2 separate regions of the Homo sapiens genome follow, and region 1 is linked to region 2. A link is a contact called in ENCODE Hi-C or POLR2A ChIA-PET data. All regions are on one chromosome and are shown on one strand. Each heading gives the region's core, a stretch centred on a gene start or an enhancer-like site at or near the end of the contact. The rest is flanking DNA. Distances are from core to core; before and after follow the strand shown.

Region 1 (4,117 bases), core at 359-2,858, 340 kb before region 2:
CGCCCCCTGCAGCCTAATTTTCACACGACAGTCCAAGAGATCCTGCTCACATCTGAAGTCCTTCCAGTTCCTTCTCTGCTCAGGCCCTCCTGTTGCTTGTCTCACTCTTGAGTGCCAAGGTCTCAGCTTCACTGCACAGGGTTGCGGGGGAGAGAACAGGGAAGGGGGACAGAGCATACTGTCTTGGAGGGTAGAGGAGCACACAAGACTCTGTGCTGGGGACCAATGGGGAAGTCAGTACACACTGCACTGAGCCGTCAGGTACATAAGAAGCACGAACAGAATGTCCTGGGTTTTTTTTTTTTTTTTTTCTGTTTTTTTTTTTTTCTGACAGAGTTTCGCTCTTGTTGCCCAGGCTGGAGTGCAATGGCATGGTCTCAGCTCACTGCAACCTCCACCTCCCAAGTTGAAGCCATTCTCCCGCCTCAGCCTCCTGAGTAGCTGGAACTACAGGCGTGTGCCACCACGCCCGGCTAATTTTTTGTATTTTTAGTAGAGACGGGGTTTCACCATGTTGGCCAGGCTGGTCTCGAACTCCTGACCTCAGATGATCCACCCGCCTCAGCCTCCCAAAGTGTCCTGGTTTTTTAACAGAGAACGGGGGAAATGCCAGTTACTGTGGTGAGGGAGGAGTCGCAGGCACGGTGATGGGAAAGAGAGGATTATCAGATACTGCCCTTAGTTTGGGGAAGATGGAGGTTGCACCAAACATGTCCTTAAAGGGCACTGTGGACATCCCTAAGCCCTGGGGTGTAATGTTGATGTTAGGACCACAGACACCGTTGTTAGGTGGCTAATGGAAGTCCCAAGCCTCTATGATGAGGAATTCATGGGGGGGGGGGGTCACTACATACTATGCGGAAGGGAGATGTAACAGGCGTCACTAGGGACTGTAATGGGGAGAAGGGTGGAAATGGAAATGACCAGACATTGAGCCGAACTGGGGAGGTAATGGTGGACCACCAGACATTGTCATAGCAAAAGGAGAAGGAAGGTATGGTGTTGCGGGGAGAAAAATGGAGGTAAAGAGGGAGCTCCAAAATTCTCCTTGACAACCTGTGAGGGGTCACAGGCATATTACTGGTCTAAACTGAATGAGGGATCATGGAAGGCGGTTACAGAGGCGAGAATCCTGACATTCTCCCGGCGGGGGCGGTCAGACACTGATCCAGAATAAGGAAACCGGGGAGTGAACCGCGTTTCCACACACTCCCCGCAGTTGGTAAGGAAAGGTCATTGGACACCTTAGCGGGGGTTAAGACGGAATCCCGGCACCACTCGGTCGGGTCCCGCCTACCAAAGGGCTTCCGGCTCTGCGCAGGCGCACCACCACTAGCAGCGGGCGAAACCATCACCCGCAGCCTTGCCCGCCTATTCCTGTTACCCACCCCACCCCCGCTGTCGACGATGGTCTCGCCCCGGGTCAAACCACTCCTCCGGTTCCGGGCAGGGAACGCCGGGGCCCAGGCGCAGCCATCCTGGAGCTGAGCTTTCGGTCCGGGCTCCCTGCCCGTGCCCGGCAGCCGCTCCAGAAACCGAGCCCTCCCGGGCCCGCCCTCACCTGTCACGCCGCTACAGCCGCCGCCGTCTCCATCTTGGGCCTCTCTTCTTGTTTCCTCACAGAGTCCGCCTCCGTCGCCTCTCGGACTCTCGTTATTGGCTCTGCGGGACTCAGCCTTCCACCCTTATTGGGTCAGGGTCACGTCTGTCAAGGCAAGACCAACGGAATGTGAGTCGTGTTCCGGATTAGGAGGGGCCGCCTGAAACGTCAAGATCTGGGGCAAGCGCTCGTCCTGACTCGCGCAGGCGCAGTTGAGGCAAGACCTGCGTGCCTAGGGCTTTAACCCCAACAGTGGCATAGACGTATAAAGCAGAACACAGGTCATTTGGGGCTGACCTTAGGGCTTTGGCATCTGGGCGGAGAAATCCTTAAGTACCCTTTTTGGGCCAGTGCCCTAAGCACCCTTTTATGATTTTCCCGTGTCTCAGTTTTTACCATCTTTGAAATGGGTTGGAATCAGAACCAATGATCGGCGATGTTCACCAGCTCTAGGAGACTGTAGTTCATAGCCTTTGAGGACAGCGGGTCTCTGGTGTGGCGGGGGCTGGGGGACTGGGCCTAGGAGGGGCGGCCTGCTGTCTGGGAGGCTTCCTTTAGGAATGGGGTTGATTAGGACTATGAAAAACTAGTCACAGGTGGCCAGGTGAAGAGGGAAGTGCGGACCTGGAAGGGAGCACGATGCCAGTCAATGTGTGGAGGTATTGTGGGGTAAACACAAATTTTTAAAGATCGAATTTTCCCTGGTGTCAAAAGAGAAAGACGTCTCTCTTAGAGCATTTCCTTTAGAAAACTTGTAACTGTAAAATTTTCTCTGTCCCTTTGAGATGTATGTAAGTCCTTTTAAAAGCTAAATCTCTTGCCAGTTTTACATCCCCGGAATGTTTTTCTTAAGAGCCTTGTAGCCATCTCTTTGAAATGTAAACATCAATGAAAATAGCACCCCTGTCTTTCCCTGTCTTCGTGGGAATTTGATCTGCGTGCCTGGCTTCAAGTTATTACCTGCTTGTCATAGAGATATGAGTTTTCGTTTTCCTTTGGATAAAGGCAATTAACTAACACAGATAGCCACCCTAATTACCAGGTGAATTTGGGATGAAGTATGTGTACCAAATGGTGCCGTCAAGTTTCTTGAGCACAAGTTATTGTTTGAGAATATGTTTGTAATGGGCTGTATCTGCCTGCTACATAAACGGATGAGATTTCTTTCTGTCTTTGAAACCTCTTTAGCAGATTGTTTGTGATGTGCATCACAGTCTGGTGTAATGCTTATTCAGTTATAAAACTTTCCATTCCTGCCGGGTGCGGTGACTGATGCCTGTAATCCCAGCACTTTGGGAGGCCAAGGCGGGCGGATCACTTGAGGCCAGGAGTTCGAGACCAGCCTGGCCAACATGGCAAAACCCCGTCTTTACTAAAAATGCAAAAAAAAAAAGTCAGCTGGGCGCGGTGGCGCGCGCCTGTAATCCCAGCTACCTAGAATGCTGAGGCAGGAGAATCACTTGAACCCAGGAGACAGAGATTGCAGTGAGCTGAGATCACGCCACTTGCCACTTGCACTCCAGCCTGGGTGACAGAGTGACCCTGTCTCAATAAAACAAAAAACAAAAAAAAACTTTTCATTCTTGTCTACTTTGTGGAGAGGATTCATTGGGTTGGCACGAGATTCTCTTTTTAATTATTTCCCCAACACCATGAATGGCCTGTTGTGTTTCAAGTGACTGCATTCTCCTGTTTGGAGATTTAGCATCCTTTGGCAATGTAATGGGAAAGATCAGAGGAAGGTCATAGGTGAGGGGGGGCCTCAACATATTTCAATCTGTATTTATCACATGGCTTTCTCTGTCTATAAGAAGGAAGACAGAAGTTCTGCCTACTGGCCTCCCATATAATTTCCATTTCCCAACTCCCCTTTTCTTTTCTTTTCTTTTCTTTCTTTTTTTTTTTTTTTTTTTTTTTTGAGACAGAGCCTTGCTCTGTCACCCAGGCTGGAGTACAGTGGCAAGATCTTGGCTCACTGCAACCTCCGCCTCCTGGGTTCAAGTGATTCTCCTGCCTCAGCCTCCTGAGTAGCTGGGACTACAGGCGCCCACGACCATGCCTGGCTAATTTTTATATTTTTAGTAGAGACGGGATTTCACTATGTTGGCCAGGCTGCTCTGAAACTCCTGACCTCAAGTGATCTGCCCACCTCGGCCTCCCAAAGTGCTGGGATTACAGGCTTGAGCCACCACACCTGGCCCCAACTCCACTTTTCTATTCGGATCTTCACCATTTAATGGCTAAAAAAATTTTTTTTTTTTTTTTAGAGACAGGATCTCACTATGTTGCCCAGGCTGGTGTCGAGCTCCTGGCCTCGTTCTCCCAACACTCTAGGATTACAGGCATGAGCCACCATGCCCAACTCCAATGGATAAAATTAAAAAGACTGACAATACTATGTATTGATGATAATGTAGAGCAATTGGAACTTTCATACATTGCTATTGGGAGTGTAAAGTGGCACAAGCACTTTAGAAACAGTTTGGCAGTTTCATATAAAATTAAACATAGACCTGC
Region 2 (3,868 bases), core at 1,017-3,516:
CTTGTTACCTTCTCCATAGTACTGACTCCCCTCATTAACGTACTGTTCCCCCTACATGATTCTGACCTCTATTAACATGCACTTGGGGTACTCTATAGCTGACCCACATTAGCACTCACTGGACCTTCTTCATGCTGCTCTGAATGCTATTAACATAAAGTGAACCTTACAGATAGATCTCTAACCAGTGTTACCCACACTCAGGCCCCTTCACAGCTACGACCATCCTTAACACACATTCCAGTCCTTCCACTGTCCTGTCCCCTCTGTCAGCACAAACTGAGTCTTCACTCAGGCCTGATTTCTATTAGCACACGCCGGGCCTCACACAGTCCTGCCTCCCCATTAGTGCACCCTGAACCCTTACTCAGCCCTATTCCGCAGGGACACACAAACACACTGTTCTACCATGGCCTGACCCTCATTAGTGCACACAGGTCTCATTCAGCCCTGACTCCCATTAGCACACACTTCAGCCCTCCCTAGCTGTAATCCACTTTAGCACACCGAGATCATCACACATTCCTGTCCTCTATTGCTCTCTGCTCAGAGATATCTCCACAGATATAATCCTTGTTGGTTCACACTTAGATCCCTTCATGAAAGCCCTGATCCCCCTTATTACACACTAGATCCCCTCCGCAGCCCTACCCCCGAGTAGCACCCCCTGGAACCTCAACATACTCTGGTCCTCCGCGGACACAAGGGCACAATCTTCACAAGGTTCTGATGCTTATTAGCATATTCCAGACTTCACACAGCTGACTCTCGAAATGGCACACATTGAAGTGCCTCTATGTCTCTAAACCCACATTAGCAACCACCAGTACTTCTATTACCCTGCTCCTTCCTAGTGTGCCCTCGAGACTCACATTCCCTGTGTCCATGGACACACTCACACCTCACATCACCTTTACCCTTCGTCCACTAAGCCTCTGACAGTGCTAAGACACTTCCCCACCACTCCTTCCTGGGCCCAGACAGACACGCAATTCTCATCTCCTTTAGGCCAGGCTCAGGTATTCCACAGTCCTTCCTCCGTTAGATACCCTCAGGTCCTTCCTCCACTCTGCCCTCATTAGCATATACTGGGTCCCAAACTACCTAGACCTTCGAGGCCACAGGCATACACCCTCTACAGCCATGACCCCCACTGGCGCACACACCACACTCGAGTCCTTCAGCTACCTGCCCTCCACAAGCACACACTGCATTCTCACACACTGCAGGCCCCACGGACAGACACGCAGTATTAACACCATCCAGGGCCTCATCGCCACGCACCAGGCCTCAGAGCCCTGACCCCACCAACACACGTTCTGGTACCTGTGCCACCCTGTCCCCCATGAACACACACCGGGCCTCTCTGCGGACATAATCCCTATGAGCATGTCTTAGAACTTCCTCGACACCCTACCCCCCGTTATACACCCTCGGGTCCCTCACCCGCTCCGCACCCCGCCCTCCTTCCACAAGCACACACGGGGCCTTGAACCTTACACGACTTATTGGCGTGAGGCTTACTGCCACATGCTCCGACCCCCATCAGCAACCCCCCCAAGTCTTTCACCCCATTGTCACCCATTTCCACACCCTTTGGTCCTTTGACTCCCCCAGGTCCCCATTAGCACCCACAGCACTACCCAACCCCAGCTCCCAGGACAGGCCCAGGGCGGGGCCAAGGTCAGGGAGGCCCCAAATGACCCCCCGCCCCGGTGCATTCTGGGAAATTCGCCGGGGGTGGGGGCACCTGCCAGCCCCGCAGCCCAGACCCCTGGGCACCGCCCGAGGTGGGTTCTGAAGGAGGAGGGGCAGCCTCCACGCCTCGGGGACGCGCTCACCGGCGGGGGCGCGCGAGCAACCTCAGAGCCGCGGGGCCGGCGCGGCGGCGCCTGGGGCGGCGGCCCGGGATGAGGCCGCGCGACCTCCTTCTCCTCCTGTTCGCCGCAGGCGCCCGTCCCAGTAGTCTTCAGCCATGGTTGCTGGGCCCGGGCCGCCGCCGGCTGAGGAGGAGGAGGCGGCGGCGGCGGCGGTGGCTGAGGCGGAGGCGGCGTCCCGCTCAGCCGGCCATGAGCTTGGCCGCTGCGGGCGATGCCCCCGGACTCGTTGGCGCCGGCTTGAATCCGAGTGCTCACGGCGGCTCGCGGCACAGAGCGGTCTGATCGCGGAGTGGCGGCGGATCCCAGGGCCGAACAGCCAACGGCCCAACCGCCGCGCGCGCCGCGCTCCGCGCATGCGCACGCAGGCGCTCGGAAGGGTGAAGTGGAAAGGAGGGGACTCACCTCGGACTGCATGTACCAAAGGACCCGTCCGCAGCGGGAGGGGACGCGGCCATCGCGAGCCCAGAGGAGGATGCGGCGCCAAGCCGGAGACGGCACCAGGGAGAACTGTGGAGGCTGTTTAGTACTCAGTTCCGATCTTGGCAGAAGTTTGCTAGCGCCTAGGTGAGCAGTGGCCAGTAACCTGGCGCGTCAATCACCACTCGTTCCCCCTACTCGGTCTCACTTGGTACATCCCCATGGTGGCAAACGGGACTTTTGCAAGGAGGAAAAAAGACAAATGAAGCACTCAGTTCTAGTCCCTTGAGGTGCTTGGGGAGGAAGGCATTTTAAAGGTTCGCGAGAAGATGACTTTTCGAGGAGAGGCAGCCTGAAGAGTTATTGGCCTTTACCACCTTAGCTAGGACGGCCTATCCCCGCCCAACTGCCCCCTCCACCGCTACCTCATTCCCGTAGTGAACGTGTGCAGCCCCGCCCTTTGAGGTTGTCGCCCAGCCAATCTGATTTGCTCTCTGTGGCGAGGCCGAGCAAGAATAAAGGGCGTGGCTGACTGAAGAGGCGTGATTTCGCTCTCTACCCGACTCCGCACGCCTCCGCCCAGGTTTCATAGGTTTTCACCGTCGGCGGGGGTGGGGTCTCCTTTTTGTTCTGAGCTCCTCCTTCGCTATAGGCCGAATATTCCGCAAGGTGATTGGTCATAATTGCGCTCAATCGAGTCTCGTCCCGCCTTTAGCCCGCCCTCCATCTCATACAGCGGGCCTCCCGGGGTGGAACCCAGGCTGAGAAAGAAGGAAAGAGGCGGATCCTTAGAGGCGCAGGAGCCGCTACTGCGCATGCTTGGAACTTCGAGCGGGGCGGAGCCTCTTTTCTGCCTCACACGAGTATTTGCATAGGCGCCGTGCGTTGGATTTTCCTGCCACCTCTCTTGCCCGGCACAGCCCCTCCCGTGCCTCCCCTCACTCTGAGGGTTTTTTGTTTTGTTTTGATGTCAGTCAACACAAGTAGAACACTCCGCGGTTTTATTTCCATTTTATTTATTGGGCGCATGTTGTGTGCCAAGTACTACCAGGCCGACCTAATCCTTCACTTCCTTCTGCCTGGAAAACCACACTATCCCCAAGTCCAGCTCAAAGGGCTGCAACCTCCAGCAGGCCTTCTGGCACATCCTTACACTACCCTGTTCCAAGGCAGCCTCCCCGCCTCTTCCGGGCTTCCCTTTATGGCAGCCTTGATCACAGCAGTTAGGATTTTCAGTAAGGTTTACATTAGTGAGATTTCCCGGGCCATGATGGGAGTGGAAATATTTGACAAAGATAAAAGTCCTCGCCTTGGCATAGAACAGGCTCATCACTTCTCTGACCTCATCTCTTCCTCTTCTTCCCCTGACTCACTGCCACCATACTAGCGCTCTTTCTAGCTGTTTGAGTGAAACGGGCACAATCCAGCCTCAGGGGTTTTGCATTTGCTGTGGTTCCCTTTGCCTGGAATGCTGCTGGCCCACATCCACGTGCCTCATTCTCTCACTTCTTCCAGGTGCTTGCTTCAAAGTCATCTCCATGAAGCCTTTCCGATTTAAAAATTCCTACCTG

Evidence for each region. Hi-C counts contacts between places; a loop is a spot of excess contacts on that map. ChIA-PET counts read pairs that join two places held with the same protein, here RNA polymerase II (POLR2A). Pooled maps may share reads with other maps.
Region 1: a map of gastrocnemius medialis shows a loop between it and region 2 (2.9-fold over the local background). The contact joins the promoter of ARAF here to the promoter of CDK16 in region 2. A Hi-C loop is called at or near these places in 2 of 168 maps with a recorded cell type or tissue (CD4-positive, alpha-beta memory T cell and gastrocnemius medialis), 8 of 37 single-sample maps with no recorded cell type and 16 of 50 pooled maps. POLR2A ChIA-PET finds 5 or more read pairs at or near these places in 6 of 52 experiments (A549, CD4-positive, alpha-beta T cell, Caco-2 and 3 more).

What each region holds. Positions count from the first base shown.
Region 1 is chrX:47,558,696-47,562,812 of GRCh38, reverse strand. ARAF (A-Raf proto-oncogene, serine/threonine kinase) reads right to left here and starts at 1,608. Exons shown (of 16, transcript NM_001654.5): 1 at 1,562-1,608. LOC124905184 (a long non-coding RNA gene) reads left to right here and starts at 1,374. Exons shown (of 2, transcript XR_007068225.1): 1 at 1,374-1,729. RefSeq lists a silencer at 1,242-1,541.
Region 2 is chrX:47,217,079-47,220,946 of GRCh38, reverse strand. CDK16 (cyclin dependent kinase 16) reads right to left here and starts at 2,266. Exons shown (of 16, transcript NM_006201.5): 1 at 1,842-2,266. It overlaps LOC105373194 (a long non-coding RNA gene), which reads left to right and starts at 2,297. Exons shown (of 3, transcript XR_949047.4): 1 at 2,297-2,444; 2 at 3,813-3,868. RefSeq lists silencers at 1,753-1,822, 1,833-1,942, 1,963-2,122, 2,823-2,932 and enhancers at 1,540-2,179, 2,323-2,392, 2,513-2,632.